Linked DNA regions of Homo sapiens: region 1 is linked to region 2. A link is a loop called in an ENCODE intact Hi-C map of the cell type or tissue named here. Cell type or tissue: adrenal gland. All regions are shown on one strand. Links, peaks and the distances in the headings refer to the core of each region. The heading gives the core; the rest is flanking DNA.

Region 1 (15,821 bases), core at 10,386-14,385, 81 kb before region 2:
CGTAACCAGACTTGGGGAGTCAGAGAAGCTGCTGGAGAAAGAGACCTCTGGAGAAAGAAAGGGCAAGAGGAGGAGCCGGGGACAGAGGGGACAAGAGTACCAGGCAGAGGGGATAGCAGCGAGAGCGCTCAGCTCACTGGTGGGGAAGCTGCCAGATGAACCAGGCCCCCTGCGTGGAGACAGCTGGCAGAGCCGCCTCTGGCCATCCAGCCCTGTCACTGCAACCTCCAGCTCTGTCCCTTGGGCTAGCTGGAACGCCATAGCACAACCCGAGTGCCCCCGACCCCAGTAAAAACTCCCCGGTCTACCCACCTCTCCCTCCTGCAGGGCTGCAGCCCCCAACCCCTGCTCTGGTCTTGGCTTTTTTGTCTGTAGAGCAGGGGGAGTAATTGTCCTGCTCCCTTCCCTGCCAGGTGTCTGTGGAGGCAGAGGAGGTGGGAGGACCCTCTAGGCCTTCAGTTCTCACAGCAGTGTTGCTGTGGGTGTGGCCTGTGTGCTTCCCATGCAGGGACACTCAGCACCCAGCTGTCAGCACTGCAGCCTGTACGCAGTGAGTCACTGAGGGTGGTCCCCAGGGAAGCCGGAGGGCTGGTGGGCCTTGGTTATGGCTGAGGGCATTTGAACCTGGGACCCCAGTTCATTCAGTCCTCCTTTGTGCCCACTGCCCCTCCCCCAGTGCCTCTGTTTCCCTGGGGACGGTGCTTCCCGACAGCCAGAGGGATCCAGGTGTAGGGAGTCTGGGTGGGTGGCCTTGATGGCACATAGCTGCATGTGGGCAGCTGCCCAGCTCGGCTTGACTCGGCTCTGCAGTCAAGCACGTCGGGCGGCACCTCCCAGGGCCCTGTCCATGCACCTGTGCGTCATATGCAGGACGGCCTGCGGCTGCCAGCCCGGGGCCTCAGGGGCTTGAGACGCAGGAAGTGGCTCTGCGGTAGGGCATAGTGGCCAGGAGCTGTGGGCTGGAGAGGGCACCTTGTTGATGCTGAAGGGAGGGACGGTGGGGCAGGATCAACTGAGCCATGGACCAGGGCTGTCCCCTCCCCTCCATGTCCAGGAGAGGCTCACCTCCAGGTGGGTGTGAGAAGGTGAGAGTGTGTGTGAGTGTGAGTGTATGTATGAGAGTGTGTGAATGTGTGTGTGTATGAGTGTGAGTGTGTGTGGGGAGTGTGTGTGAATGTGTGTGCGAGTGTGTGAATATGTATGTGTGTGTGGGGTAGTGTGTGGGAGTGAAAGTGAATGTATGTGTGCATGTATGTGTGCGAGTGTGTGTGAATGTGTGAGAATTGTGTGAATGTGTGAGAATTATGTGTGTGAATGTGTGCATGTTTGTGTGACTGTGTGCAAGTGTGTGTGTATGAGTGTGAGTGTGTGTGGGGAGTGTGTGTGGGGAGTGTGTGTGAATGTGTGTGTGCGAGTGTGTGACTGTGAATGTGTGAGTGTGCGTGTGTGAATGTGTGAGAATTATGTGTGTGAATGTGTGTGCATGTTTGTGTGAATGTGTGAATGTGTATGTGTGTGAATATGTGTGTAAATGTGTGTGCATGTTTGTGTGAATGTGTGTGCAAGTGTGTGTCTGTGTGTGAACTGATGCCTGCTCTGGCGACCTCTCCTCTGTTCCCTGGACTGGCTTCCCGAGCTTGGGCCACACGGGCTCTGAGGGTCCCCTGGGTCATGGTCTTCCCTCTCTTCTTTGAGTCTGGGGTGCTCGGAGCTCCCCTGTTTTCGCCTCCTTTTCTGTGCCCAGGTTCTTTTCTCGGTGACCCCATCCTCCTCTGTTTGATTCTCAACGGCTTGGCTCTTAGGGCCAAGGTGGCTGCGGTGATTTGTAATTCAGGCAATTTCTTAATCTTCTCCTTCTGGCCTCTCCCCAGGCCAGCCCCCACCCCTCCTCAGCTCCCTCAGCGCCAGGTTCCTGCCCCCACCCCATGCCCACCCAAGTCCTGCCCAGGACATGCTTTTTGGATCCTGTGCCCCCCTCTCCCTCCCACAGGCTCAAACCGTTCCCCCTGGGACCCCCTTGGCACAGCCCCGCCTCCTCCTCCAAGACAGACGGGCCTTCTGCCCCCATGGGGCCTCTTGCTACGCTGTCCTCTTCTCCAGTGAGCTTCAATCCCTGAACTTGACTCTGGATGGTTTCTGCAGCTTCCTGGCTGCCCCCTCCCCTCCTCTCCGCTCCAGCCTCCACAAAGCTGCCAGGCGGATGTTCCTGAAGCAGGGGCTGGACCCGGCCACCTGCCTGCAGCCGATCATCCGTGCATGGCTCATCAGCCCCACGGCCAAGTCCATGGCCTGGAGGCCCCCGTGACACGGCCTCTATCTGCCCCTCTGCCTCATGGCCTCCCCTCCCCTCCTTCCCCGCTAACTGTGTAGAAAAGAATGAATGTAGCAGGCTGGAGACAAAGGCCTGCTTGCAAGGCTGGCCCTGGGCTGGCATCTGGGAAGCTGGATTTTGGGAGGATTCCCACCATTCCCTAAGAAGACCAGCTCACAGTGCCAGAACTGTTTCTACACACAGTGTGTCCACGATGCACGCCGGCTTTCCTTCTGGGGGGCTGGAATTCCGGTACGTGCCAGGCAGAGGGTGCCCATGAACCAGCCCCTGGGCTGAACCCCGGGCACTGAGTCTCTTTTGGGTGTCCCGTGTTGTCACCACTTGTTCTGGAGGAATTGATTACATCCTGGTAACTCCACTGGGTCCGCTGGGGGAAGATTTTTTTTCTTTTTTTTTTTTTTTTTTTCGAGACGGAGTCTCGCTCTGTCTCCCAGGCTAGAGTACAGTGGCCCAATCTCGGCTCACTGCAAGCTCCGCCTCCTGGGTTCACACCATTCTCCTGCCTCAGCCTCCCGAGTAGCTGGGGCTACAGGCGTCTGCCACCACGCCCAGCTAATTTTTTTTTTTTGTATTTTTTGTATTTTTAGTAGAGAGTAGAGACGGGGTTTCACTGTGTTAGCCAGGATGATCTCGATCTCCTGACCTTGTGATCTGCCCACCTCGGCCTCCCAAAGTGTTGGGATTACAGGCGTGAGCCACCGCGTCTGGCCTTTTTTTTTTTTTTTTTTCACCTTTAAGCTCTGTTGGACTTGAGGGGAAAAGATTCTTTTTTCTTTTTTTTTGAGACAGAGTCTCGCTTTGTCGCCCAGGCTGGAGTGCAGTGGTACAATCTTGGCTCACTGCAACCTCCGCCTCACGGGTTCAAGCGATTCTCCTGCCTCAGCCTCCCGAATAGCTGGGATCACAAGCATGTGCCACCACACCCAGCTAATTTTTGTATTTTTAGTACAGACAGGGTTTCGCCATGTCAGCCAGGCTGGTCTCGAACTCCTGACCTTAGTTGATCCACCAGCCTCGGCCTCCCAAAGTGCTGGGATTATAGGCATTAGCCATCGCGCCCAGCCAGTCCAAGGCTTCTTGACCAGGGCAGCTGAGGTGGAGGCTCCCCCACCTTCTCTCATTTTTCATTATTAGCCTCGCGAGCGTGTTATAAACAAAGGCTGATTTTCACGCAGTCTTTGGGGAGTCCTCCTGTCTGTGAAGCAGAGTGACCCTGAAGGTCAAGCTGGCGACAGTGGGCAGGAGGCCTGGCTTGGTCCACGTCCGATGGCAACACTACTCCACCGGACAGGGGTTGGGGACACTCCTCCTTCCACACTCTTGTGCTGGAAAAGATGCCAGGCTGGGCAGCTGGGGAAAGAACCCCAGGCAGCTGAAAAACAATCCCGGCTTTGGCTGTTGGAAACACCCCCAGCTTTTTTTTTTGTTTTGAGACGGAGTCTCGCACTGTCATCCCGGCTGGAGTGCAGTGGCGCAATCTTGGCTCACTGCAACCTCCGCCTCCCAGGTTCAAGTGATTCTCCTGCCTCAGCCTCCGGGGTAGCTGGGATTACAGGCTCCCACCACCACGCCTGGCTAATTTTTTATTTTTATTTTTGTATTTTCAGTACAGACGGGATTTCACTATGTTGGCCAGGCTGGTCTTGAATGCCTGAGCTCGTGATCCACCCACCTCAGCCTCCCAAAGTGCTGGGATTACAGGCGTGAGTCACTGTGCCCGGCCGGAAACACCCCCTGCTTTTTAGTCCTTGGGGTGGACGATGCTGTCCCAACCCTCAGGAAGGACGCTGGGTATCGGGGCCACAGGGATCTCTAACTGAAGCCACCCTGGCCTCAGCCTCAGTGACCCTCTGCCCTGGTGAGAACTAGAAGGGGACTGTCCCTGCAGCAGGATGGCCACCCCGACCCCACCAGCCATGCCTCAGGTGTGGGAGTGGAACCTCGTCCACAGAAGCTGCCCCTTATGCGTTACAGGACCTCATCAGCCACCCACCTCTCAGAGGACAAGAGTGTTTGTGGGGTTACTACGAAGGTTAAATGAAATTATTTTTATTTCAAATGATTTTTAAAAAATCATTTAAAATATTATGACTTGGCTGCGTGTGGTGGCTCATGCCTGTAATCCCACCACTTTGGGAGGTCAAGGTGGGCAGATCACTTGAGGTCAGGAGTTCGAGACCAGCCTGGCCAACATGGTGAAACCCCATCTCTACTAAAAGTACAAAAATTAGCCGGGCGTGGCGGTGGGCGACTGTAATCCAGCTACTCGGGAGGCTGAGGCATGAGAATCACTTGAACCCAGGAGGTGCAGGTTGCAGTGAGCCGAGATCATGCCACTGCACTCCAGCCTGGGCGACAGAGCAAGATTGTGTCTGAAACATAAATAAATAAAATAAAATAAAATAAAATAAAATAAAATAAAATAAAATAAAATAGTATGACTCAATGAATAATCTGTGCCGCACATTTTAGCATCAAGAAGGGGTGGGGCTGAGTATCCCTGGGCCCTCCCCAGGCCTAAGACTCTGAGTCTGTGTCTAAAGTCCTGGGAACCTCACTTGTGGTGGTTCATAGACATCACCAGGTCATGGACGGTGACAGAGGACAGAACACCCCAGGGGAGGCTCTCACCTGCTCTCTCAGCGCTCAGGAGAGACGAAGAGGGGTTTCTGTTCACCTCCAGACACAGGTGCACACACACCCCACACAGACACATACAGAGATACACAAAGACATAGACACACATACATTAGAGACACACAGACACACTTGGATACATCGAAACACACACACACACAGACTCCTGAGGAGCTCTGCTAGGCCTTGGGACCTTGAAGGTTCCTGGAGAAAAGGTAGGAAAGGGGCTCCCCCAGGCCACTTGGGGTAACAGTGGGGGGCTCACCATGTAGCCCTTGCAGCCACTGTCACCCTGGAAGTGCTCAGATTGGGAAAGGCTCTGTCAACCTGGGGAAGGGGCCACAGGGGACTCCAGTGGGGCTCAGTGGGGCTCAGGGGCCACCCAATGAGCTGGGAGTCAGTAGCCCCTGCTCTCATCCAGTGCTCTAGGACAGGCTACAGGTAGGTGGGCTGGTTGCTTGCCAGCCATTCTGACCAACTACTCAAAGCCCAAACCTCTCTGAGCCTCACTGGCCCACAGGTAGAATGAGGAGGTGGCCAGACAGCAGTTTGCCAGAATGTTCCCTAAGATCTGAGGACAGGATCCCTGCCGACTCCCCCTACTTCGACTAGAGCTGTTCTGCTCTGGTTGACACACTGGGGTTCCCTGGGCAAATTGATTTGAAAAAAGGGATTCTGCTGCCACAGAAAAAACAACAACAACAAAAAAAAGACAACTGGCCTGGCCAGCTGCCCTGTGACTCACCCTGGCTTGGCGCCTGCCACCTGTATCCAGGATGAGGATGAGCAGCGGGAATCCTTCCGACCCAGGCACAGCAGGCGAGTCTGTCTCCCCCTAGGGGCAGCTGGGAGAGTCATGGGCATAGCTTGGCTGAGGAGCTCCGGTGGACCCGGGCCCACCCCAGTCTTGGGGCAGTGGTTGGCCAGGCTGGGCCCAGGGAAGGGGGATTGATGTCTCATAGGCTCGGGTCTCGTGGAAAGGCCGAAGGGCTGTCAGCAGACATGGCCCCATGTGCACCCTGAACTCAGGGAAGGATGTTGGCTCAGTCCATATTCCTCTCTGGGCCTCTGTTCTCCAAGAGAAGGGCATGGCCATTGACTGCTTTCATTATCTTGTGCCAGGCATGGGGTTCCCAGTGAGTGAGACCCCGCAGGGCTGTCCTCTGGTGCAGAGAAGAGGGATTTGTGGGGTCACACCAGGACTCACATAATCACGTAATGTCCTTATAGTCTCTTTAGTCCTGCTTCAGGTCGCTCCTCTTTTTTTTCTTTTTTTTTTTTTTTTGAGATGGAGTTTCGCTCTTGTTGCCCAGGCTGGAGTGCAATGGCGCGATCTTCGCTCACCGAAACCTCTGCCTCCCGGGTTCAAGCCATTCTCCTGCCTTAGCCTCCTGAGTAGCTGGGATGACAGGCATGTGCCACCACGCCTGGCTAATTTTGTATTTTTAGTAGAGGAGGGGTTTCTCCATGTTGGTCAGGCTGGTCTTGAACTCCCGACCTCAGGTGATCCACCTGCCTGGAACACTCCCAAACATAGCTAGCTGCATGGCCCATTCCCTCCCTGGCCCTCTGCTCCGGAGTCCCACTGACGTCAGGATACCCTGGCAGAGGGCAGGGGCACTCATGCTAGGCCAGGGATGGCCACTGCTGGTCCTGGGTGGAGGGGCCACCGCGGCACGCCTTCCACAGCCCCAGGGACACCTTCCAGACAGACCATGGGCGCAGCTTCACCTCCCGGGGCTTTCGCTCCTTTACCTGCTAAAAGTGGGGTAGTGACGTCTGCCTTGAGGGGCTGTGGATAGGCCACAGTGAGAACATGGCTCAGGGCTGTGCACATGCCCACCTCCCTTCCTCCCCTGGCTTCCTTCCCCAAACAGCCCACAGGCAGGCCATTCTACAGTTGGGGGAAATGGGCCTGGATCCCTCAAGAACACGAGGCTTTGAGCCTGCTCTGGACTTACTTGTCTGCTTGGCCACATTAGCTGTATGATCCTGGCAGCGCACCTGGCCGCTGTTTCCCCGCCCTGCCTCCTCAGGTGCACCCACAGCTGTACGCGGTTCTAGAGGGACGCTCCTGGGAGGGGGTTGTTTTTTGAGGAGGAGGGGGCGGTACGGAGCAGGCCAGGGTCCCTTTTCAGGGTGACTGTAGGCTTGCAGGGTGGGGTGGACTCTGTTCTATAGGTGACACTCCCAGCCACAAAAAGGATGCCAAGAGGGGCTGGCCCTGCCTGCATTTTCCCTAAACGCAGATGCTGGGGCCTGTGCATCCTACAGCGGGTAGGGAGCCCCCTTCCCCTGCAGGGAGCTCAGAACTGCCCCACTTTAGGCAAACCTAAGTGAAGAATCCGAAGATGCTGTGGAGGGAATGTTGGAGTGTTCCCCAGAGCTTCCCCATCCAATTCCATTATCTTATCCCCTGGGGGAAGAGGATGAACCAGTCACTCCCACGAGCTCCCAGAGAGGCACCCAGCATGGACAGCAGCACTGGGGCAATGAGATTTGGGCACCCAGGTGGGAGCTCTTGGAATAACCTTCTGAAAGGAGGGGCCTCGGAGTGTGGAGGCAAGAGCAGTGGGAGGAAGAGGTGGGTGATGATTGCCAATGGGACCACCAGGTCCCAGGTGTCTCCCTGGACAGGACCTGAGCACCTTCCCCTCTGCCCTCAGGGGCCCTGTGAGACCGGCAATACTGAGCGGCAACATGGGGTGAGCTCGGAGTGGGAAGAGGAGGAGCTGAAGCCCGCAGGCCTGCAGGTGCAGCGAGGTGCGGACCTGCCTGCTCTGAGGTGGCTGCTCTAGGACCTACACAGGTAGGGCATGCAGCAGGTGCTCAATAAATATTTGTGGCTGGGCGCAGTGGCGAGAAGGTGGGGGAGCCTCCACCTCAGCTGCCCTAGTCAAGAAGCCTTGGACTGGCTGGATGCGATGGCTAATGCCGGTAATCCCAGCACTTTGGGAGGCTGAGGTGGGTGGATCACCTGAGGTCAGAAGTTTGAGACCAGCCTGGTCAACATGGTGAAACCCCATTAGTATTAAAAATGCAAAAATTAGTCGGGTATGGTGGCAGGTGCCTGTAATCCCAGCTACTAGGGAGGCTGAGGCAGGAGAATCGCTTGAACCTGGGAGGGGGAGGTTGCAATGAGCTGATCACGCCACTGCACCCTGGCCTGGGTGACAGAGCAAGACTTTGTCTCAAGAAAATAAATAAATAAATAAATAAATAAATAAATAAATAATTAATTAATAAATATTTGTGACTGAAGAGCAGAAGGAAGTCAGGCCTGACTCGAAGCCACCACACCTTTTCTCACTTGGGCCCAATGAGTGTGAAGAGGCTGAGCCTCAGAGAAGGGTGAGGTGAGCCCCCCAGCACCCTCCCAGCAGGCCCCCTCAACTGCAGTCCTCCCAGTGTCTCCCCCAAGTCCTCCCAGGGCTTGGCCAGCCCTCCCAGTGTCCTCCCAGCGCCCCGTTGATGAGCCACGTTATGCCCACATGTGGCCATGAGAGGTCGCCCTGCGCCGCCGGCTGCAGCGAGACTGCGTGGTGGAGGAAGGAGCTCATCTTGGAGAAATAGCAGGATGCGGCCAGGGCAGGATTGGAGGATTGTATTATCCAGAGGGGCAGGGGTGCAGGGATTCCCAACGTTCTGCTGAACAGTGCACCGTAAAGGGGTCCCTTGGGGCATAGACAAGAGATGGGCCCAGGGAGGGGGCGGCTGGCCCCAGAGACACACAGCAAGCCCATGGCAGAGCCAGAGGGTCCCCCGACCCAGGCCCTCACCTCCTGGGCTTGAAGAGGGCCTGCCTGTGTTTGGGGCATGTCACAGTCAGCCTCAGTTGGGTACCCAAGACTTCTGGACTGCAAGGTGGAGATGAGGTCAGAGAGGACAGGGCTGGGGACAGGGAGCGTGGGCTGGGGGCTGAGGGGGGAATTGGCTGACCCGAGGCCACAGTATCCTCCCTCACTGGAGGTCCTGCAGGTCATGCTGGTCACCCCTGTTGATGTGGAAGTGGAGCTGGGTGGGGCCTGGCTTGGTGGCTCTGCCAACTTGGTTTGGACCTCACTGATCCTGGGTCCCCAGACTTGAGGATTAGAGCTGGGCCCTGCTGAGAGGTGGTGGGACCAGGCCATGCTGGGCCTCGCAGGTCAGGTTGAAGCATTGGGTTTTGTCCAGGGAAGTGGATAAACTGTTGGCTGGGAGGTTAGGCCACGCTAACCAGCATGGTCCCTCTGGTTATCATCAGGCAAGAAGTAAGTGGGAGCTGACTTAGGAGGCTGCTGCTCTCCGTGCCTATAGCATAGCTTGAGGCCCAGCTCCATCCCTTACTGGCAGAGCAGGTTACCGGCCCTCAGACCTGGAAGAAGGGGCCTGTGTTCCTCAGGCCTGGCCCTGTGGCATCCCTCTCCTGCAGGAGGCCCTTCGTGGCTCCCCACTGTGGGCCCAATAACACATGTGTCTCGCCCAGCCCCGTCTTCAGCGCTATGCACTCGTCACTCATAGCTCGTTGGCTGCAGTGCCCTGACCGCTCCTCATCTCCCTGGGGCCCACTGAAATCTCTTCCAGCCCCAACTCAAATGTCCCTTCCTCTGAGAAGCCCTCCCGGCCAGCCCTGGGCATCGAGGCCTCCACTCCTCTGGGCTCCCTGGCACTTCCGGCCCCTGGGAACTCAGTGGTCATGTTGGCCGAGTCTGCAGTCAAGGCCCCTGCGGGAAGAGAGCTGCTGCTGGTGGCAGGGATGGGCCGTATCTGGCCATTCCAGGGTCCAGCGGCAAATACAGCATTCAACAAAATGGATGGAGAGGAAGGGAAAAGAAGGGAGCCCGGGACAGAGAAACCGGCTGAGACCCTGTCCTGGAGCCCCTGAGCGTCTGAGCTGTACAGGCCTCACGCAGCCCCCTTGCTTCTCACTGCACTGGGGGCCGGAGGGGCTTGGCTCCAGCCCGGGTACCCAGCACTCTCCTGGGGTCCGGCCTGCTGGAGCCTTATTGAGGAGAAGACAGGGCTGGGCTCCAGAATACTCATTACAGGATGTGTGCCCACCCTGGACAAACCTCTGAAGACGCCAGCCCATCACCAACGTGCTACTGCCTTCTTCAGCTCCACAGGGTCCCTGTGCTGGGGCAAGGACCAGCTAGCCCCATCAGAGATGCCCCTCCCCCTGAATCCTTGAGGGCCTCCTTTCACAGTGGCATTTCTGATGTCCGGTGGGTCGCCTTTCCCTGTTCAGCACCCTGTCTCCATCCTGGCGCGTGCTCCCTGCCCCCAGCCCACCCTCCGGGAGGGAGCTGCACCTGCCATGTGGGTGCTGTTGCCTCCTTCCAAGCCACCCATTTCCGTGCCTTGCCTCAGCCAGTGAAGCCCACACAGGTCTGACCCCTGCCTGTCTCTCCAGAGGCATCTCTTACAGCCCCTCACCCACGTGGCCCCCTTGCCCTGGCTGCACCAAATGGCCTTGTTTTCTTTTCTTTCTTTTTTTTTGAGATGGAGTTTCACTCTTGTTGCCCGGGCTGGAGTACAATGGCGCGATCTTGGTTCACTGCAACCTCTGCCTCCTGGGTTCAAGTGATTCTCTTGCCTCATCCTCCCAAGTAGTTAGGACGACAGGCATGCGCCACCACACCTGGCTAATTTTGTATTTTTAGTAGAGACGGGGTTTCTCCATGTTGGCCAGGCTGGTCTCGAATTCTGGACCTCAGGTGATCCGCCTGCCTCGGCCTCCCAAAGTGCTGGGATTACAGGTGTGAGCCACCGCGCCCGGCCAATGGCCTTGTTTTCTAAAAATGTCACGCTTCTTTGTTTTCAGCACTGTGCACACACTCCTGGCTCCTCCTCAATCCCATCCTCTTGTATTGACCTTCAGCTCCTTCCTAGAGATCCAGTTCAAATGTCCTTCCTCTGGTCTCTGCCCCTGTCCTGGGCACTCTCAGTACCCAGAATGGCACTCTGCATACAGAGCTGTTCCTGTTGTCTCCTGCGTCTGCCTAAATGCAAGGTTCTCAAGTGTGGCAACCATGTCACACTGTTCTGTGTTACTGGCCCCAGCAGAGGCCAGCACAAAGAATGGGCTGAAAAGTTTGGTGAATCAATAAGTGGATGACAAGGGCATTTACTTAATAAACAATGATTGAGCACCTGCTGGGTACACAAGCCCATACCGAGCCTCGTAGTGGGTACTGTAACACGAAGCCCCTCAGCTGGGGCAAATGCCTGGAGAGCAGTCAAAGCAGGGAGGTTCTGCTCACCGCCCTGCCCCAGGGTAAACAGGAAAAGCTCCAGAGAAGCTTTGCAGGGCGCTCCTGCTGGAAGCACCCTCCGGAACATCTGCCCGGTGCCCCCTCGGCTCTGCCAGTTCCTTCAGGAGGCCCCTTTAGAGTCTGTGTACCCTGGGAACCAGAGTGAGTGTGTGTTTCCTCTGCATAGGGCCCAGCACCTCATAGGAGCCCCTGAATATTTGCTGAATGATGGCTGGAAAGACCACCAGGACAGCAGGCTGGTCCCCAGTTGCAGGCGAGACTGAAAGCTGTTGTCATGTCAGAGGCTTGTGAACCAGAGCAACTCCATCTTGAATAGGAGCTGGGTAAAATACGAGGCTGAGACCTACTGGGCTGCATTCTCAGGTGGTTAAGGCATTCTAAGTCACAGGATGAGATAGGAGGTCGCCACAAAATACAGGTCATAAAGACCTTGCTGATAAAACAGTTTGCAGTAAAGAAGCCGGCCAAACCCCACCAAAATCAAGATGGTGACAAGAGTGACCTCTGATCATCCTCACTGCTACACTCCCCTCAGCGCCATGACAGTTTACAAATGCCATGGCAACGTCAGGAAGTTACCCTATATGGTCTATAAAGGGGAGGCATGAATAATCCACCCCTCATTTGGTATATCATAAGAAATAACCATAGAAATGGGCAGCCAGCCGCCCTCAGGGCTGCTCTGTCTATGGAGTAGCCATGCTTTATTCCTTTACTTTCCTAGTAAACTTGCTTTCACTTTACTCTATGGACTCACCCTGAATTCATTCTTGCACGAGATCCAAGAACTCCCTCTTGGGGTCTGGATCCAGATCCCTTTCCTGTACAGTCACAGGCCTAACATGAGACCCAGAGCCAAACTGGCCTCTTACTTGCTGCTTACCACCCTCTGGCAGCCGCTGCTGATGACAGAAGCGTTATGACCCCCTCTGCGGCTGCTTCCCCAGAACCTCATCCTCCCAGTGACCCTCTGGGCTCAGCTAGCAAGGACTTCTTCCCATTTTACCCACAAGGAGAATGGGGCTCAGGAGACGAAGGGAGTCACTCAAGGCCACACGGCTGGCATGGGGTGGGGCCGGCGTTGGAACTCAGGTCTCACTGCAAAGCCCAAGCTCTCTCCCCGCTGTGCTGCCCTTGAACAGCACCTTCCCTTCCACGCATGGGTTCCACTTGTGTTGGATTTTCATCTTTTCTTAGGATCCAGGTCTAAGTGGAGTGACTGTGAGTCCCAAACGGACCTGAGGCCTTTCATAAGGGGCCTGGAAATTTGGCCGAGGGCATCAGAAGTCAGAGGACAAAGTTCAGCCCCTGACCCAGTCCTTGCTGATACACCTCCTGGAGAAGTCTTTTCTTTTTTCTTCCTTGTTTTTTTTTTTTTTTTTTAAGAAGGAGTCTCGCTCTGTCACCCAGGCTGGAGCGCAGTGGCGCGATCTTGGCTCTCTGCAACCTCCACCTCCTGGCTTCAAGCGATTCTCCTGCCTCAGCCACCTGAGTAGCTGGGACTACAGGCACGTGCCACCACGCCTGGCTAATTTTTATATTTTTAGTAGAGACAGAGTTTCACCGTGTTGGTCAGGCTGGTCTCGAACTCCTGACCTCAAGTGATCCACCGACCTCAGCCTCCTGAAGTGCTGGGATTACAGGCATGAGCCACTGTGCCTGGCCCTGGAGAAGTCTTTTCCATCCATCCACTCATCCACCTATCCACCCACCCATCCACTCATCTACCCATCCACCCACCCACACACCCACCCACCCATCCATTCATCCATTCATTCACCCATCTATTCATCCACCCACTCACCTATCCATCCACCCATCCACCTATCCACCTATCCACCCACCTATTCATCCATCCATCCATCCATCCATGGACCCATCCATCCATCCACCCATCCATCCATCCATCCATCCACCCATCCATCCATCCACCCATTCATCCACCCACCTGTTCTTTCATTCACTCACTTGCTAGTCACAATGCATTTTCGATTCATATCAGCCCGACCCAGTCATTGCTGATGCACCTCCTAGAGAAATCTATTCCATCCATCCACCCATCCACCCATCCATTCATCTATCTGTCCATCCGCCCATCTACCCACCCACGCATCCATCCACTCATCCATTCCTATTTTCATTCACTCACTTGCTAGTCACAATGCATTTTCAATTTATATCAGGCCCTGGGCTAGGCATTGGGGATGCACAGAGAGATAAGACAGCCCCAGCCATCGAGTAAATAAAGCATAGCAGGTATAGACACCATGACAGAAGATGTGGCACCGTGGGGACGCAAAGTGCCTATGTGTCATGGGTTGCAGCGGGGAAGGGGTTCTGGAGGAGCTGGTATCACTCTGAGCTGCTGATGTGCAGTGGAGACCTGAGGCCAGCTCCCATCCTGGCATGTCACATGTTCTCTATGACGCCATCTCCCTACTGTTAGGGGAGGGAGGAGTCGCATGGAAACTTCCAGGCTGCTTCATTGGCCATTTTGAGACTGGAAGGACAAACGCAGTGTGGACCCTGCTGGGTCAACAGCCAAGTCCTCCCACATAATTGCCATTGGGATTGTCTTTCTGGGTTCTGGTCCCAGCCACCTGGGGCCCTTGGTCACTGGACCAGGTGCATGTGTGTGTGTGGCCGCCCTGCCTCTCCTGCTTTGGCTCTGCAGGGGCCCAGTGCCTACAGGGGCTTAGAGATGATAACCTACCTACCTGGCACACCCCAGCCTTCCAGACTCCCAAGCCTCGCACCCAGAGTGGAGGCCCAAGGAAGGGATGGCCCCCCACAGCACCTGACCCAAATCTTTGATCAGCCCTTCCAACTTTAAAGCACACTCACATTCAGGGCCACTGTCTCCTGGGAGCCCTACAGTAACTTTGGGAAGCAGGCATAGCCGGAGCTGCGAGTCCTGTCTTGCAGGTGATGAAACTGAGATCTGAGAAGCGAAGTGGCTTGTTCAAGCTGGCAGGCAACCCTGGAGAGGGTTCAGAACTGTCACAGGCCTGCGGGGAACCCTGGCTCTGCCACTTAGGTTGTGGGTCTTCTCATCTGCATGAGGGGGACACTGAGGGCATCTCCTCACAGAATGGACGTACACATTAGGGAAGATGGGGTTGGTGAAATGCTTGGTGCTGTGCCTAGCACGTCTGAGGAATCTAATAGTTTGGGAATATTATTCAAAATGATTCGAGTCTTCTGCCTTCTAGGCGTGCTCTCCTTCCACCCCCACGGCCTTTCTAAGGATTGGAGATAGCAGCTGGCAGTGGGAGGTGGTTGTTTTAAATATGAGATGAGGAGAACGAAAGGAAATTAGGACAGGGTGGTGGCTTTTGTGGCTGCACTCTGACAACCCCCTCCCAAACCTGGACACAATCAGATGCTGCCTGCTTCTGCGCTTAAGGAGCTGAGCCTCTGCTGCACAGTTCTCACTCCTGCTGTGGGGCGTGGGTGGGGGACACTGGTTTGAGGGGGGCCCCCATAGCCCAAGGGCACACCCCCTTGCCTACCTGTAGGGTCTGTCCTCTGGAGAAGCAGGAAGTAGGTTAAACAAGATGCTGGAGTTTCTCTGCACCTCTTCCAAGGCAACATGAAATATTCACCAGATTTCTCCAAAGGCCCCGCAGAGAGCTTCAAAGCTGGCTGTCCCCGCGGCAGCACGCTCCCTTCCACAGGCGACACAAGGCCTCGTGACCAAGCCCTCACCCTCCACCTTCTCACACTGACTGCCTCGGCACCTCTTGCTCCCCACTCTTGGGAGGCCTGTGGTTCTGGAGTCCCAGCAAGGGGACCTATGGTTCACTCTCTCTGATCTGGCGGGGCACTCACTGCTCTCCCAGGCAGAGGGACAGGCCCTGGGGTTGGGGCCTGTGACTCCCTTTAGACATGTCCAGACAAGGTTTCCGATTTTTGCCCCACACTGACTCTGGCTGGGCCCAGCAGAGCGGACTGGGGTGTTAGTGGGGGGAGGCCCTCCTCCCCATACTGCAGATGGCAGCGAAGAGGCGGGGTTGGTGGCAGGCCTGTGGTCACTGCCTCCACTATAAATGCTGCAACTGCCGTGGAGGGTGCAGGGGAGGCCTGGCGATGGTGAGGGAAGCAGCTAGGAGATGGACGGCCCAAGGCGTGGCCAGGCCGCGGGGAGCCCAGCTGTCTGTGGGGGACGGGGCAGGAGGGAAGTGGACGGAAGGTCTGAGAATGCAGCGTGTGTGGAAGAGCAGGGACTATCCAGGCAGGCAGCCCAGGTTCAAGTCCCGGCTACAGCTGCTCCCTAGCTGGACCCTGGGTCAGACACTCCATCCTCCAAACCTGAGTTTCTCCATTTGTAAATAGCAACAGCAACCCCTAATTTGGAGGTCTGCTGAGAGTTACACATCAGGGTAAGCCCAGTGCCTGCCAAGTGGGGGAAGCCTCCTTCCTCCTGAGCCCCAGCAAACCCTTTCACCTTCAGCCCGTCCTCTCTCCCCACCCCCATATCCTCTCCCATCCACGGCCACTGCCCGGCTTCCCTGAACCCATTGTGAGCTTCCTGGAGCCCCCACTCTGCACGGGCGGCTGGTCCCTCAAACAATGGTGACTTCCCCCTCCCCACCCCC
Region 2 (15,821 bases), core at 4,567-8,566:
TTTAAAAGACCACTCTGGCAGTTGTCTGGAGACTGGGTTACAAAGAGATAACAGAGGGCCGGGAGCGGTGACTCATGCCTGTAATCCCAGCACTTTGGGAGGCCAAGGCGGGTGGATCGTTTGAGGTCAGGAGTTCTAGGCCAGCCTGGCCAACATGGTGAAACCCCGTCTCTACTAAAAATACAAAAATTAGCCAGGTGGTAGTGGTGCGCGCCTGTAATCCCAGCTATTCGGGAGGCTGGGCAAGAGAATCACTTGAGCCTGGGAGGCGGAGGTTGCGGTGAGCCGAGATCACGCCACTGCACTGCAGTCTGGGCGACAGAGACCCTGTCTCAAAAACAAAAACAAACAAACAAAACAAGAGGAAGTAGGGGGGTTACAATTGGAGGGCTATGCCTCCCTCCAGGTGCTTCTCCAAGTAATGGTGACTTGGAATTGGTGGTGGTGGAGAGACGTGGATGAATCTGTTTTACAGGTAGTGTTTGTCAGTTGGGTCCTCCAGGAAGCGGACACTGAGATGGGGTTGGAAGTGCAAGTGCTTTATTGGGGGTGATGTCCTGTGAAAGATAAGAGGGCCAGAAACAGAATCGGGCAGGGAGAACCTCTGACTTCGGTGCTGATCTAACAAAGTGTTGGCCACCCCGACAGGGAGCTCTGGGGCCGAGACTGCCCACGAGGGAGTTTTTGCATCAGGCACAAATGGCCTGTCTCTATGGTGCCCTTTTCACCCTGAGTCATTGGCTGGAAGTTGCCCCAGAAGAGCAAGGCTTCAGCTCAGAAGCTGAGGTGGATCATGAAGTTGGAGAGCGTCTGCTAACTGCCTCACCTGCTGCTGAGTGGCAAAGTTGTTGTTGAATGGAGAGCTAAGGGGGCCCCTCCCTGGCTGCCATGGTCCATTCCTTACACCAAGGTCCAGTTCTCCATACACGGTCAGGAGTAGTCCCTCCAAGGTGCCCGTGGCCTCTCTTCCTTAGGGACACCTGGAAGGGGGAGGTTAGTGGGAAGAACACCAGTGTCCGCTACTGCAGTTGGCCTCAGGCTGCAAGAGGCATCATGGATTCTTCCCCTGTCCATCTAATCATTCTCCCAGTCATTGTCTCTGCTGATAAAAGGGGAAAGAACATTCTTTCATTCCCCGGAGCCTAGGAAAGCCCGTGGTATTTTCTCAATAATGTTTTTTGAGGCCAGGCATGGTGGCTCACACCTGTAATCCCAGCACTTTGGGAGGCGAAGGCAGGAGAATGTCTTGAGCCCAGGAGTTCAAGACCAGCCCAGGCAACATGGTGAAACCCCGTCTCTGCAAAAAATACAAAAATTACCTGGGTGTGGTGGCACGCACCGGTAGTCCCAGCTACTTGAAAGACCGAGGCAAGAGGATCTCTAGTCCAAGGGGTCGGGGCTGCAGTAAGTTGTGATTGTGCCACTGTACTCCAGCCTGGGTGACAGAGTGAGATGCCGTCTCAATACAAAAATAAAAATAAAAGTTTTTTGAACTGAGATACACTTTTAAAAGGGGGGAGGAGGGAGAAAGAGGAATTGCACAGGGAAGGCCTTTAGACTGTAATAAAGTCATTTCTAAAAGATGGGTGATTGGATGCTAATTAGGTAACTGGCGGTTTCACCAGGCACATGGCAGAGCCAGGATTTGAACACAGGCTTAGGGTGACGAACTCATCCCATCTGGCCTGGAATTTTCCCAGTGTCAGCACTGAAATGCTAGCATCCTGGGAAACCTCTCAGTCCTGGGCAAACACGGACAGTTGGTCACCCTGGCTATCTTCAAACCCATTCTCCCACCACACTGTCTCAGTGCTGGTATGTATCACATAGCAATGAAACACACACGTCTTTCTCTTCCCTCGACCTCCATCCTTCCCTCTCCTCTAGCATCTCCCTCTTTCCCTGCTGCCTGCACACTGTGAGCTCCTCGAGGGCAGGGACCAGCTGCAGCACCCTCCTCTCTGTGACTCCAGGGCTGGCACTCGTGGGTGCTCAAACTCCCAGTGAAGGAGTTTGGGCAGATGGGTGGGATTACAGATGTGAGCCACCGCGCCCGGCCTCAAAAAACATTTATTGAGAAAACGTGTGGTACCTTTTGGGGTGTGCTTGTGAACAAAGAGTTCTTTTCCCCAGGGGGGTTGGTAAAGAGATTGGGGACAAAGAGAGTGTCTGTGTCCATCCTGAAGTCTCCATCTAGGTCCGGTCTCAAGACCTGAGCTGCCTCAGTCTCCTCACCTGTAAGGTGGAGCCAGTGGTACCTATGTATAGGATTGTAATGGGAAGGAAATGAGGGCAGGTGAGATGTGTGTAAAATCTCTCCCAGGGACTCAAGACAGGGACCATTTCCTACCATGCTACTGTGTGTTATCAGGGCAAGGCTCGGTACTTGCTATGCCTTCCTTATTTATTCCTAGCATATACTAGGTGCTCAATAAATGTTCCTTCCCTTCTTGACGCCTTTGCCTTTGATTCCCCGGCTGCCTACAGTGCTTACTCCCTAGTTGCTGTGCCCTTTCTTGATTCCCGTCCCGCCCCCGTTCTGAGCGGAGTTGGGGAATCATTCAGATGAAGGATCATACGTGTATTCAATCAACACACGCCAGTCTGAGGGCTTCCAAGTGGGGTGCAGGGCTCAACTGGGGCCCAGAAGTGTTCACACATCAGCAGTGGATACTGGGATTGGGAGCCCAGACCAGAGAGGAGGGCAGAAGCCAGGGAAAAGAGAGCTTTCCTCTCAGGGGAAGCCCAGAGATTTCCATCCAGAGTTTCTGCCTCCCTGGAAGCAGCAAAAGGAGCCAACCCAGCTTGCAGATTTGGGCAGGAAGCAAGGACATCTGTTCCCGCACAGGCTCAGGAGGGGCCGAGAACCAAGGAGGAAACGTGTGTCCACCTTGTGGGGGGCCCTTGGAGTTGGCTGGAAAGTGCGTGCCTGAGTCCAGGCCCAGTAAAGAAAGACCAGAAGGAGTGGCCGGCCAAGGATGCTGTAGGGGCGGGGTGGGGGTGCCCTCACTGTCTCAAGGGCCTCCTGCAGCCCCTGTTTGCTGGCCTATTCCTCCTGCCACTTCTTACTGTACTGGGCTCTCACCTTGGCAGCCCTGGAACTCTACAGTATAATCTTTCCATGTCACAGATGAGAAAATCAAAGCTCAGAGACATTCGGTCATTTGTCCTGAAGCCCCTGGTCTGTGGGGGTACCACTGGCATTTGAACCCGAAGTTGTCAGACTCAGGTTCCCCAGCTCACATTCTGACACTGCCCTTCAAAGGGTGTGTGGACTGGCCCCTGCTGGGTGAGGAGGCAGCCAAGTCCGTCCTGGGAAGCCCCCTCCTCCCCGTACTCTCCCCCTCCACCTCTGGAGTGTGTCTCAAAACTGCCACCATGGCCCCCTCCTTGGCTCACCAGTGGTCCCAGCACCAGTTTCTGTTGCACTGTCTGTAACTTGTGTTTCCCCAATGAGGCTGTGGACTCCTCAAGGCCTCAAACCTTATGTTCTTCATATGTGGGTCACTGGCACCCAGGGCATGTCCAGGGTACATTTGATTCCTCCTGCCCAATGGACCCTAAGGAATGGTGGCCACCTCTGCAGCTCCTCTAGGAAAGGCATTTTCAGGTGGCTCCCAGGGTTCTACAGCCACTGCACTTGGAGACAGGGAAGCTGAGTCCTAGGGCTCGGGGAAACTTCCTTTCCTCATCTGTAAAATGGGTATGCATAAACCTAACCTGCCTATGGTGAGGTAGGGGCACCTGAGATCTCACCTGGGTGGCCATTCGTGTGTGTCCAGCGAGGAATCAAGGGTGCCTGGTAGCTCCTCCTCAAATACCATCTGTCTCCTGATCTAGCTCAAGTACCCAAGGTGAGCCCTAGAAGTGGGGGGCAGGTGGAGAGATTCCACAGGTTGGAAGAAGGGACTACACATGAAGCCAGGGTGGGGTGGGCAGCGCTGCCAGCTGGGCCCCTCCCTGCTCCTGCCCGTCGAGCTTGCCAGCCCGCAGGCCCACCTTGGGCTGGGTCCAGGCTTGGTTCTTTCTCTTCTCTGAGGTTTGCCTGCCACCAGCACTAGCCACAGCCACTTAAGAAGACACCTCCCTCTCCAGCCTCCCACCACACACGAGGCTCCCTAGCTACTCAGCCTTGAAGGGGTGAGGGACCAGGAGCATTTTTTTTTTTCTCAGCTCCTTTGCAACACTACACTTTGGCATGGGTACTTGGTCTCCATTGTCCTCAGCTTTGGGGGTCTGGGCTGCAGGGGGGCAGCAGGGCTGGAGAGGAAGGAACGGATCCGAGTGACATTTCCACTAAGGGGTCAGTTAGTCACAAACGCTGATGGCTGGCTGGAAAGGAATGAGTCAAACACAAGGCCTGGGGTTCAGGCCCCATCAGGGAAGCAGATGAGTCAGGCAGCCTGTTGGGGGGTGCACTTTGCAGTCGGGAGATTGGTTTTAAACGTGGAGTTTGAGGGCATTGCATCAAGGTGGAGTGGAGTAATTGAAATATGGACTTTGAAGTCAAGGAGTTGGATTTTAATCCCAGCTGCACAACTTACTAATAGAGTCACCTGGAGCAAATGACTCAGCCACTCTCTCCGGCTTCCTTGGCTGCACCACGGGAGGATTTATGCAAGAGTGAAATGCGAGTGTGCAGCTCAGAGCCTGGCTCGTGTAGCGCTCAGCAGAGCTCCCTGCAATTCCAGGAGGAAGGGGGTATTACGATCCTTTCCCATTTCATAGATGGGGAAACTAAGGCACAGAACAGATACGCACATATTCCCAGGGCCCTGTACAGCCAGGCTGTCCAGCTCCAGTGACTGTGCCCTTAACCACGGTGCCATGCACAGAACGGTGTTGGCGTGGTGGTTAAGGATGATCGCATGGGGTCAAATCCTGGCTCTACCACTCCAGAATTTCTAAGCAAGTAATCACATTTCTGAACCTCAGTTCCCTTATCTGTATGTTGTGGGTACTGTGCTCTCTGGTGCTACGGTTAGAATATTTGTCCCATCCAACACTCATGTTGAAGTTTAATCCCCAGTGTGGGGGCATTGAGAAACGGGGCTCTTAAGAGATGATTGGGTCATGAGGGCTCCGCTTTCATGAATGGGTTAATCCATTCATAGATTAACGGATTAATGGGTTATCATGGGAATGGGGCTGTGGTTTTATAAGAAGTAGGAGGGAGACATGAGGTAGCACTCTCAGCCCCCTCACCCTGTGATGCCCTGTGCCACCTCGGGACTCTGTAGAGTCCCCACCAGCAAGAAGGCCCTCACCAGACACAGCCTCCTTGACCTTGAGCTTCTTAGCCTCCATAACTGTAAGAAATAAGTTCCTTTCCTTTACAAATTACGCAGTATCAGATATTCTGTTATAAGCAACAGAAAACAGACAAGGACATCTGGGTTGTGGGTATTTAATGAATTGGTTAGTGTAAAGTCCACTCTGTACGTGTTAGCTATCCTTAGAGTAATTCTGAGTTGGGAAGGATAATTAGAGGGAGCCCCCTCCCCCATTTTATAGGAGATGATACAGAGACCAGAGAGGGTGATTGACCAGGCTGAGGTCACACAGCTGGAAGAGCTGGGACTCAAGCCACTGTTTTCCTACTCACCTCAAGCTGTTACATGGGAGGAGGACATCAAGAATTGGTGAGCAGATAGCTGGGATGCCAGACTGGAAGTCAGAATTGTGGTCATATCTGGACACAGAGATCTAGAAGGTGTTTCTTCTTACTCACCATCTCCTTTAATCCAAATAAGCCTGCCAAGTAGGGGGTCCTAGTCTCCTTCCCAGCTGAGGAGCACTGAGGCCTGGAGAAGTGACCGAGAGGCTGCAAACCAGGCCGCCTGTCTCATGGACAAGGGTCTCTTTATGGTGCCTGAGTTTGAAAGGCAGGCAGGCAGGCAGATGAGCCCCCCAGAGGGAACCAGAGATGATAAGAGCAGAAGCCTTCTACAAGGGCACCACTGCACAGAGACCAAGCCGTGTGTGCCAGCAGGGACTGCCAAGGGAGCTAGCGAGTGACGATCGTTTTAATGAGTCCCCTTGGGGGACAGGGTCCACATTTGCCTTTTCCAAAGTGTGTCCTGTTTCCTTGCTCACGGCTGGGAGTATCTGAGCCTTTACCGAGAACTCCTAGGGATATCCAGATCTTCTCTGAAAGAGCCTGTTGCTGGCGCTGCAGTTTCAGGCCCTGAGGCGTGATAGGCAGGATAAGCTGGTGGGGGGCTTGTCCTTATTTCACAGGACTGAGGACCCCTGCCACCCGGCTTTGTTCTGTTTCCATCAGCCCACCCTGGCTCCGCACCGATGTTTCCCAGGCCCTTGTGTTCATAAAGGCTGATTGCTGGCGGCCGTCATTTAAATGGAGGCTCATGTCTTTGTCAAGCTCTGAGCTCACTCATCCTTTGGAAAAGACAGAAAAGACTTTGGTACCAATTTGCTCTAATGAAGGCCACATCCCTTCTAGAGGGATCAGAGGGGGACCTGTTCCCATCCAGCTTTAAGTCAGATTGGCTGTGCGCCCCCTGCGTGTCTGCTCGCTATTAGGAATGTTCACATTCATCTTTGAATCTCATTGTCCTAAAGATTTCAGAAGGTTGGGGAGGGAGCAAGATGCAGGGGAAAGAGAGCTCTGGGTTACTGTCCGGATAGATGAAGTTTTGGGTTTTAGTTATCTTTTTGCTATTGATTTTGTTTTGTTTTTCAAATTTTTAATCATAGTAAAATATGTTACAATAACAAAATTTACCATCTTAACTGCTATTGATTTTGTTTTGTTTTTCAAATTTTTAATCATAGTAAAATATGTTACAATAACAAAATTTACCATCTTAACCACTCTTTTTATTTTTTAGAGGCAGGGTCTTGCTCTGTCACCGAGGCTGGAGTGCAGTGTTACGATCATGACTCATTGCAGACTTGACCTCCCAGGGTCAAGTGATCCTCCCACCTCAGCCTCCTGAGTAGCTGGGACTACAGGCACACACCACCATGCCTAGCTGATTTTTCTATTTTTTGTAGAGATGGGGTTTCGCCATGTCGCCTAGGGTGGTCTCAGACTCCGAGCCTCAAGTGATCCACCCCTCAACCTCCCCAAGTGCTGGGATTACAGGCATGAGCTACTGCCCTCAGCTCCATCTTAACTATTTTTTTTTTAAATTTTATTTTAAGTTCTGGGATACATGTACAGAATGTGCAGGCTTGTTATATAGGTATACATGTGCCATGGTGGGTTGCTGTATCTATCAACCCCTCATCTAGGTTTTAAGCCCCGCATGCATTAGCTATGTGTCCTGATGCCTCCCTCCCCTCCACCCCTTGACGGGCCCTGGTGTGTGTTGTTCCTGTCCCTGTGTCCATGTGTTCTCATTGTTCAACTCCCACTTATAAGTAAGAACATACAGTGTTTGGCTTTCTGTTCCTGTGTTAGTTTGCTGAGGATGCTGGCTTCCAGCTTCATCCATGTCCCTGCAAAGGACATGATGTCATTCCTTTTTACGGCTGTGTTACCCATTCTTAAGTGTACAGTGGAGTGGCATTACATACATTCACATTGTTGTGTAACCATCACCACCATCCATCCCAGAAGTCTTTTTGTCTTGTAAAACTGAAATTTCAGGCCGGGCACGGTGGCTCACGCCTGTAATCCTAGCACTTTGGGAGGCCAAGGCGGGTGGATCACGAGGTCAGGAGTTCAAGACCAGCCTGGCCAACATGGTGAAACCCCGTCTCTACTAAAAATACAAAAATTAGCCAGGCGTGGTGGCGCATGCCTGTAATCCCAGCTACTCAGGAGGCTGAGGCAGGAGAATCGTTTGAACCTGGGAGGCAGAGGTTGCAGTGAGCCGAGATCACACCATTGTACTCAAGCCTGGGCGACAGAGTGAGATTCCGCCCGTCTCAAAAATAAATAAATAAGTAAATTGGCCGGGCACGGTGGCTCATGCCTATAATTCCAGCACTTTGGGAGGCCGAGGCGGGCGGATCACGAGGTCAGGAGATCAAGACCATCCTGGCTAATACGGTAGAACCCTATCTCTACTAAAAATACAAAATAATTAGCTGGGCATGGTGGTGGGTGCCTGTAGTCTCAGCTACTAGGGAGGCTGAGGCAGGAGAATGGCATGAACCTGGGAGGCGGAGCTTGCAGTGAGCCGAGACTGTGCCACGGCACTCCAGCCTGGGCGACAGAGCGAGACACCGTCTCAAAAAAAAAAAAAAAAAGTAATAATAATAATAATAATAAATTTAAAAATAAATAAATAAAACTGAAACTTCATACCCATTAAACACTAACTCCACATCCTTCCTCCTCCTAAGCTCCTGACAACCACCATTCTACTGTCTCTGTATGATTTTGGCTACTCTAAATATCTCATGTAAGTGGAATCATACAGTATATGTCTTTCTTATGACTGGCTTACTTGACTTGGCATCATAGCCTCAAGGTTTGTTCATGTTGGAGCATATGTCAGAATGCCTTTCTTTTTGTGTATGTGTATTGCCTTTCTTGTATGTGTATGTCATCTTTTGCTTCTCCATTCTTCCATTGATGGACACTTGAGTTGCTTCCACATTTAGCTATTGTGAGTAACGCTTCTATGAACATGGGTATACAAATATCTTCTCCAGACTCTGCATTCAATGCTTTTGAGTATATATCCAGGAGTGGAATTGCTGGATCACATGGCATTTTTAATTTTTTGAGGAACCGCCATACTGCAGCAGCTATTCTATTTTATATTCCTACCAACAGTGCACAAGGGTTCCAAGTTCTCCACATTCTTGCCAACATTTATTTTTTTAAATAGTAGCCATCTTAATAGGTATGAGTTGGCATCTCATTGTAGTTTTGATGTACATTTCCCTAATGGTTAGTGATGTTGAGTATCTTTTCATGTGACCTTTGACTCTTTGTATATCCTATTTGGAGAGCTGTCTATTCAAGTTCTTTGCCTATTTTGAATCAGGTTTTGGTTTTTGTTGTTGCTGTGTTTTAGCAGTTCTCTATGTGTTCCGGTATCAGTCCCTTATCAAATACATGACTGGCAAATGTTTTCTCCCATACTGTGGGTTGACTTTTTACTCTGTTAATAGTCTCTTAATGCACAAAAATTTTTAAATTTTCATGAAGTCCAACTTATCTATTTTTTTCTTAGTTGCCTGTGCCTTTGGAGTCATATCCAAGAAATCTTTGCCAAATCCAGTGTCATGAAGCTTTTGCCCTATATTTTCTTCTCAAAGTTTTTTAAAGTCTTACATTTCAGTCTTTGATTCATTTTAAGTTTTGTATATGGCATTAGGTAAGGATACAACTTCCTTCTTGTGTATGTGGATATCCAGTTTTCCCAGCACTGAAAAGACTGTCCTTTCACCATTGAATGGTTTTGGCACCCTTGTCAAAAATCATCTGACCATACATGTGAAGGTTTATGGTGGGATCTCCTTTCTATTCCTTTGGTCTATACGGCCAACTTTATGCCAGTACAACACTGTTTTTATCACTATTTGCTATTGATTTTTAATTAATTACACATGATCTGAGATGCCAATTTCTTGAAATTTATTGAGACTTGCTTTATCTCCTGCTATATGATATACATGACAATTTTAGGAAAACTTTTTTTTCTTTTTTTTTCCCTGAGACGAAGCCTCACTCTGTCTTCCAGGCTGGAGTACAGTGGCGCGATCTCGGCTCACTGCAACCTCTGCCTCCCGAGTTCAAGTGATTCTCCTGCCTCATCCTCCCGAGTAGCTGGGATTACAGGCATGTGCCACCATGCCTGGCTAATTTTTGTATTTTTAGTAGAGATGGGGTTTCATCATGTTGGCCAGGCTGGTCTCGAACTCCTGACCTCAGGTGATCTGCCCACCTTGGCCTCCCGAAGTGCTGGGATTACAGGCATGAGCCATTGTGCCTGGCAGTTTTAGGACATCTTCAATGCATGTTTGAAAATAACGTGTTGGGTGCAGGATTCTGTATGTACTGTTGGTTGTTTTGCTATTTGTCTTTGTGGCTTGCGTGTTTTTGTAATTTTGGATAGTGAGCTCACATTTACAATGGTTTTATCTGTGAGAATCCTGTGTGGCCTTTACTGTGGGTAGGGCTATCCACAGAGGCTTGCATTTGCTACTAGTAGCCACATGTCTGTGGTGTAACTCGCCCCAGGTTTTTTTCTTATATTAATTTCTATACTTGGGAGTCCTGGGACCATATGGGTAATACAAATTCAAACCTCAAATGTGTGTTAGTGAAGGTCTAGAGTTAAAATTTCTCAAGAGATCATTCTTTTCAAATTTTTTCCAGCCGAGCCAGAAATGAGACTACAACTTTTTTGTCTTTTCCCTTTGTGAAAGGGTGATTTTTCCCCACCATTTGCTTTTTTCATTGAGGATATGGGTCCAGTTTTATTCTGGTTCCAAATTTCTGCTGGCAAGGGTCCCAGGCCTTGTCTCCTATCCCTCCCTCCACAGGTATAAAATCCAAGCTCCTTTGGTTACCAACATTAGCAAAAGCCACCACCTCCCACGCCCATCTCCTGCCTCCCTTTGCCACCCATAGGCCCACCCTGTAGGACAGCCAAAGAATAAACACCTGCTTGTCACTGTGATTTTTGGCTTTTCTCTTTGTTTTTGGTCCCTGGGGATTTTTTTTTTTTTTTTAATCTCGGAAACTCAGTTGGGTATTTGAAAGAATGTTTATGTTTTACCCAGTCTTTAAGTATAGACAGAAGGTTAGCAGGACAGAAGGTTCTATCTTTTCATGCCTCAGACCTGGGTTCCATTCTCTCTGCCTCTGAGTGATTTTGCAGAGCATCCCCACCCTACAACTCTCAGGCCTCGCCTTGCACCTATCCAATGGGGTTAATCATTCCCCAGCCTCACCTCATGGGGGCTGCTCATGGAGATAAAAGGTATGAGATTGATGGGGTAGAGGCGGGCGGCAAGGGGCTGGACATTAACCCCTGGAATTTCCAGTGGCTTCCAGAGCTAAGCACCTATGTCCGTGGTGGTGCTTCCAGGATGGCTGGTGACCAGTCATCTCAGAGATGAGGTGCACTAAGGGACAAAGACCCTTCAGCAGATTTGTCCAGCAGTGCCTGGGTGGGCAGGAGCTCGCTCTGAGCCTCAAATCCATAGATGAAAATCCCTCCAGGACCCTATGGCTGATTTACTCCCAATGTGTCCCTGGAAGCTGTGTCCTCCACCAGGTTCTCCACCTGAGAAGAATGCACTCACTCACTCCTCTGCCTATACCACATACCCAGGTGCTTCTTCGAAAAGGCTTTTATACAAGCTCTCAAAGGCAGTCCCTCACCAAATTCTAAATATTCCAAACATCCCATCCACTCTGGCCACTTTCTGTTGTCCCCACTGCCTCAGGCCTCATTATCCTCGCCAGGGTCATTTCGAGTCTCGCCCTGGAGTGGCCTCTGTCCCTCCTGGGACTCCCTCCTGAGCTCACAGCTTCCCTGGCTGATGCTCAGCGCGTGTGGATGTCTGGAGGCCAGGACGGGGCCTCCCCCTGCTGCTTCCTTTGTGACCCCACCGCTGTGGATCAGGTGTCCTTGTGCTCGGCCTCTGCAGGCCACCAGGCCTTTTTGAAGTCTGTCCTCCCAGAAGCCAGCAGCCTGAACAAAGAGGGCACAGAATCAGCTCGCAGACCTGTTAGCTGGCTTGGGGGGGGGCTGGGCAATTTGATGTGGCCTCTGTCACCTCCCTATTCACTCCAGGCATGGCTTGACATGGACCAAAAAATTTCAACTTTTAGCTTTTAAAAAGCAACCAAGGGCTGGGCATGGTAGTTCATGCCTGTAATCCCAGCACTTTGGGAGGCTAAGGCAGGTGGATCACGAGGTCAGGAGTTCAAGACCAGCCTGGCCAACATGGTGAAACCCCGTCTCTACTAAAAATACAAAAATTAGCTGGGCGTGGTGGCATGTGTCTGTAATCCCAGCTCCTCGGGAGACTGAGGCAGGAGAATTGCTTGAACCCAGACCCAGGAGGCGGAGGTTTCAGTGAGCCAAGGTTGCACCCCTGCACTCCAGCCTGGACTACAGAGCAAGACTCTGTCACAAACAAACAAACGTAACCAGGTAATTTTGCAAAAATAGTCATCCACATCCCATCCCATCCCCCTACTCCTTGGCTTGCCCCACCCCTGAGCTTCATCCCACCGCTGACCCTTAACCCTGGGAGGAGGCCCAGGAATAGGACAAGGAAGGGGTGGGGGCCAGGCAGGCACCCCCCTCTCTAAGCCGAGTCAGCTCGCTCTCGGGCAATTGCTTGGTATTGCCCAGTCCTCTTCACAAACTGTTCAGTTCCTCGAGAAGTTGCCACAGCCTCCTCACTCATTAACCCTCAACTAATAAGGAGACTTACCTGCTTAGCAATGGCAGGACTTGTGATCAGGAACACGGTGACTAATTTCGGCCTGCACTTGCCTCACATGGGCTGCCCCATGTCCTCATTCCCAAGAGCTTGGGGTTCAGGGGCAAACAGATGGGGCTGGGGTGAATGCCGACTCCCCTGCTCCAATTGTGCCCCCTTGGACAAATGAACAAGTTAATGACTTCGCCTCTCTGGCCTCCTCTTCCCCATGACATCTGCTCATAACTCATGGGCTCGCTGGGCACGGGTTAGGGACATGGGCTAGGGCCAGTGACGTGCTCACCAGGGCTTGGCCGATAGTAGGTGCGCTAATAATTTGGGGTTCAAAAAAATAAGTACGAATGAGGGCTTTCTGGGAGTAGAACACCAAGGCAGGTGCTCAAGATGACAAGGAGGTGGCCGTGAGGTGCAGCAGTGGCACTGAGCAGGACCAGCCCTGGCTTACTGGCTGGCCTCCCCTGCCCTGTGGGTGCTTCACTGTGGGTCCCTTCCCACCTGCCTGCCCAGTGGCAGCCCCGTATCCGGGACAGGGACACACTCCCATTTGTCCTGCTGGCCCCTGCCTGGCCCAGGCCAGGCCCACTGGTAATGCTCAGAGGCAGTTGGTTGATTGCACTGAGCCCCAGGTCTACCTCTCAGCCGCTCCCAAGCCTCACTGTCCCAGCCAGCATAGGAAGAGGACTGAGCTTGGTGACGGAGATGATCTGGGCCTACCATGTGCCAGACACTGAGGTGTGGGCAGAGAGGGGATGAAGACCCAGCCCTGTCCTTAGGAAGGGGGAAGGACAAAACCGCAGGTCAATACCGAGGGAGGAGACAGGGCAGGGCCCGGGAGGGCAGGTGGCAGGGGAGGGGCTTCAGGCAAAGGGAGGCAAGGAGGAGGGGGGCGGGGAGGTGGAGGCTAGGGGAGACTTTGCACCTCAGCCATTTGCAGATGGCACACAGGCTGTGTTGAGCTGTGGGGGCTCTGGGCATTGCAGCCTGGAAATTAACAGCAGGGTCTGTCTGCATTGAATATCCCCAGCGCCGGGACCAGGCATGACAAGGAACTAGATCACACTCCTGCCTGCCTAGAGGCCGTGGCGCTGGGGCGGTAGCCTCCCTGACCCCTATGGCACTGGTGTGGAAGACACAGGGGGCAGGTGCAGGCCAGGATGGAGACTGGTGGACCAGGCCAGAGCCGCTGCCAAAGCAGAAGCGCTCAGGACCCCAGGCTGCAGGGCGGGGAGATACTAGAGAGGCCAGACAGGAGGTGGGGTGGTGAGGAAGGGGAGACCAGAGCGCTACCTGTCCGAGGCCTGGCAAACAGGTGGCCACGGGAGTCATCGGGAGCTTGCAGGTGGAACGCCAGGCACCTGGGGAAGGCATGGAAGTTTGCCTGGGGCTGCTGCTTTTAAGCCCACCTATGTGGGGAGAGGGTGCGTCACCTCAAGAGAGAAGGCACATGGCACCCAGAAAACAAACTCGAAGACCACCATTCTCATTATCCGAATGTGATATCGGACTTTATGGCACGGTTGGGTGCCAAACTGTAGGACCCAATGGCAAGAGCAGCTGGTGCCCCATTCCGGCCTGCTCCCTTCTGGGCTTTGGGGCCACAACCCCAGAGGCCCCTTCCTCTCTGCGGGTGCTGTGATTCCCACTGAGGGACAGGCAGTGATGAGACCTCCATCCTCCCACTCTCACCTACCCGTTATTCTCAAGGGTCCAAGAAGCAGCAGGCATCTCTTTTTCCCACTGAGGCACATGTGAGCTGGGGGAGTGTGGGAGATAGGAACCGGGAAGCAAGTGAGTGCCAGCGGTGGGACAGGGCTTCCCCCTCTTCACCTGTCACTGGAGGGACATGGGCCTGCTACTTTTGAAAAGCCAGTCACAGCTGGAAGAAGACACAGACACACCCCAACCTAGGGGCTAGGCCTCAGCTTCGGAATGTGACAATTTATTTGGGGGGTAAAAGAGGCTTTTCACCCCCCTTTCCTGGCGTTGATACAATATTGAAGAGCAGCAGAACAAACGTACAAGACAGAGTAATCGGCACAGACCCACCCCTCCCCCGGAACCGCCGAATCCAGAATGGAGCCCAAACCCACACCCCCAACTAAGCGTCTTCTCCACAGGGGGAGGGGCAGGGTGGACTGGGGGACCTGCCCCCCATGCTGGGGCGGCACCTCCGTTTTCCATCTCCTGCCAACCCCACTCTTTTCCCATCTTTGACCACTGGAGGCAAAGTTTAGCCAGCTGGGAGCTGGATGGTTGAACCACATACAAAGGCAACAACACTTCATTTTAAAAATGAGAGAAAAAAGAGACAGTGCCCCTCCCCAAATATAGAGCTATATATGTATATTTTATATATATAGAATTCATTCGTGCACAATTCATTAAATGAACGTCTCAAAAATTAAAAAAATTATAAGATACGTATTTCTTTAGGCCTTTGTGTTTTTAAATTAAAACCAACAAAAAGAAGTCTCCCTCTCCACTCCACCCAGCAGCAAGGGCAGCCGGAACGCTTCGCTCCAGCTACCCGGCCTCCCGCAAGAGGGTTCCCCCATGAGACCGTTAGTCTCTCTTTGCCTGGCTGACTACCTGCATACAGTAGGCACTCACTGCTGGAGTGAGGCACTGACTCCTCCAAAGATTGCAGGGGGCGGAGGAGGGAACCACGAAGGCCTGGGAGGGGGCATCTTTGGCCCCCACTAACCATCTCCCTATTTCTGCATCCTGGTGACCGTCAGCAAGAGATGAGTCGGGGAGACCCTCTCCTGGAGTTCTAGCCCCTAATTCTGGGCTTTCTATATGAGAGGACATGCAGATAGGGAAGAAACTAAAACCTTTCAATGTCTTCCTTTTTTCTTTAAAAGTGTTTCCTCAAACCATCCCCGTCCCAAAGAGGCCGCCTTGGGCAAGTGCATGGGAGCCCGGAAGTGGAACTGACCAGGTGGGGCTCCACTGTCCTGTGTGGGCGAAGTGCAAAAAAAAAAAAAAAAAAAAAAAAAAAGAAAGAAAGAAAAAAGAAAAACAAAAGAAAAAAGAAAAACCACCACAAACCAAAACAACAAAATGACACAGAAGAGTGGGCAAAAGGGGGATGTGTCCTCTTGGGTCCCCATAGGCCAGAGAGGCTGGTAGCAGTCCAGCCCCCTGGCCAACCCAGCTCCCTGTTGGGGCTGACCCTCCAGCCTTGGGCGGGCCCACCGGCCTGGCTCTCCTCCAGGACCTCCTGGCTCAGGGGCTCGAGGCCAGTCTTGTGCTGGCTCCAGGGCCTGGGCCCTGCCTTTTAAAGGGCTTTTCCCCATAGGCCAAAGCATCCTGGGCCCCAGTCCCTGCCGCATTCCCCCAGTGAAGCAGCTGCGCTTCTCCAAAACCATTTTCACCTCTTCAAAAAGGGGCCATCCCCCCAACTCTGTCCACCTCACACTGAAGTTGGGGAC

What was found. Hi-C counts contacts between places; a loop is a spot of excess contacts. Peaks named below come from ENCODE experiments on the same cell type or tissue, not always from the same donor. Only the 100,000 strongest peaks of a DNase experiment are listed, where the experiment ranks them.
Region 1: it touches region 2 in a loop (2.7-fold over the local background); 76 of 110 quality-filtered maps call a loop at or near these places.

The regions. Positions count from the first base shown.
Region 1 is chr22:38,760,520-38,776,340 of GRCh38, forward strand. No RefSeq gene overlaps it. Among named protein-coding and RNA genes, the nearest start is that of SUN2, 12 kb to the left of the region's middle. RefSeq lists enhancers at 1-521, 352-401, 1,002-1,051. In adrenal gland, for the core only: no CTCF peak of the experiment used is centred there; no DNase peak of the experiment used is centred there.
Region 2 is chr22:38,847,158-38,862,978 of GRCh38, forward strand. It overlaps CBX6 (chromobox 6), which reads right to left. Exons shown (of 5, transcript NM_014292.5): 5 at 14,265-15,821. Among named protein-coding and RNA genes, the nearest start is that of NPTXR, 11 kb to the left of the region's middle. RefSeq lists an enhancer at 12,415-13,294. In adrenal gland, for the core only: no CTCF peak of the experiment used is centred there; DNase peaks (open chromatin) are centred at 5,922 and 6,209.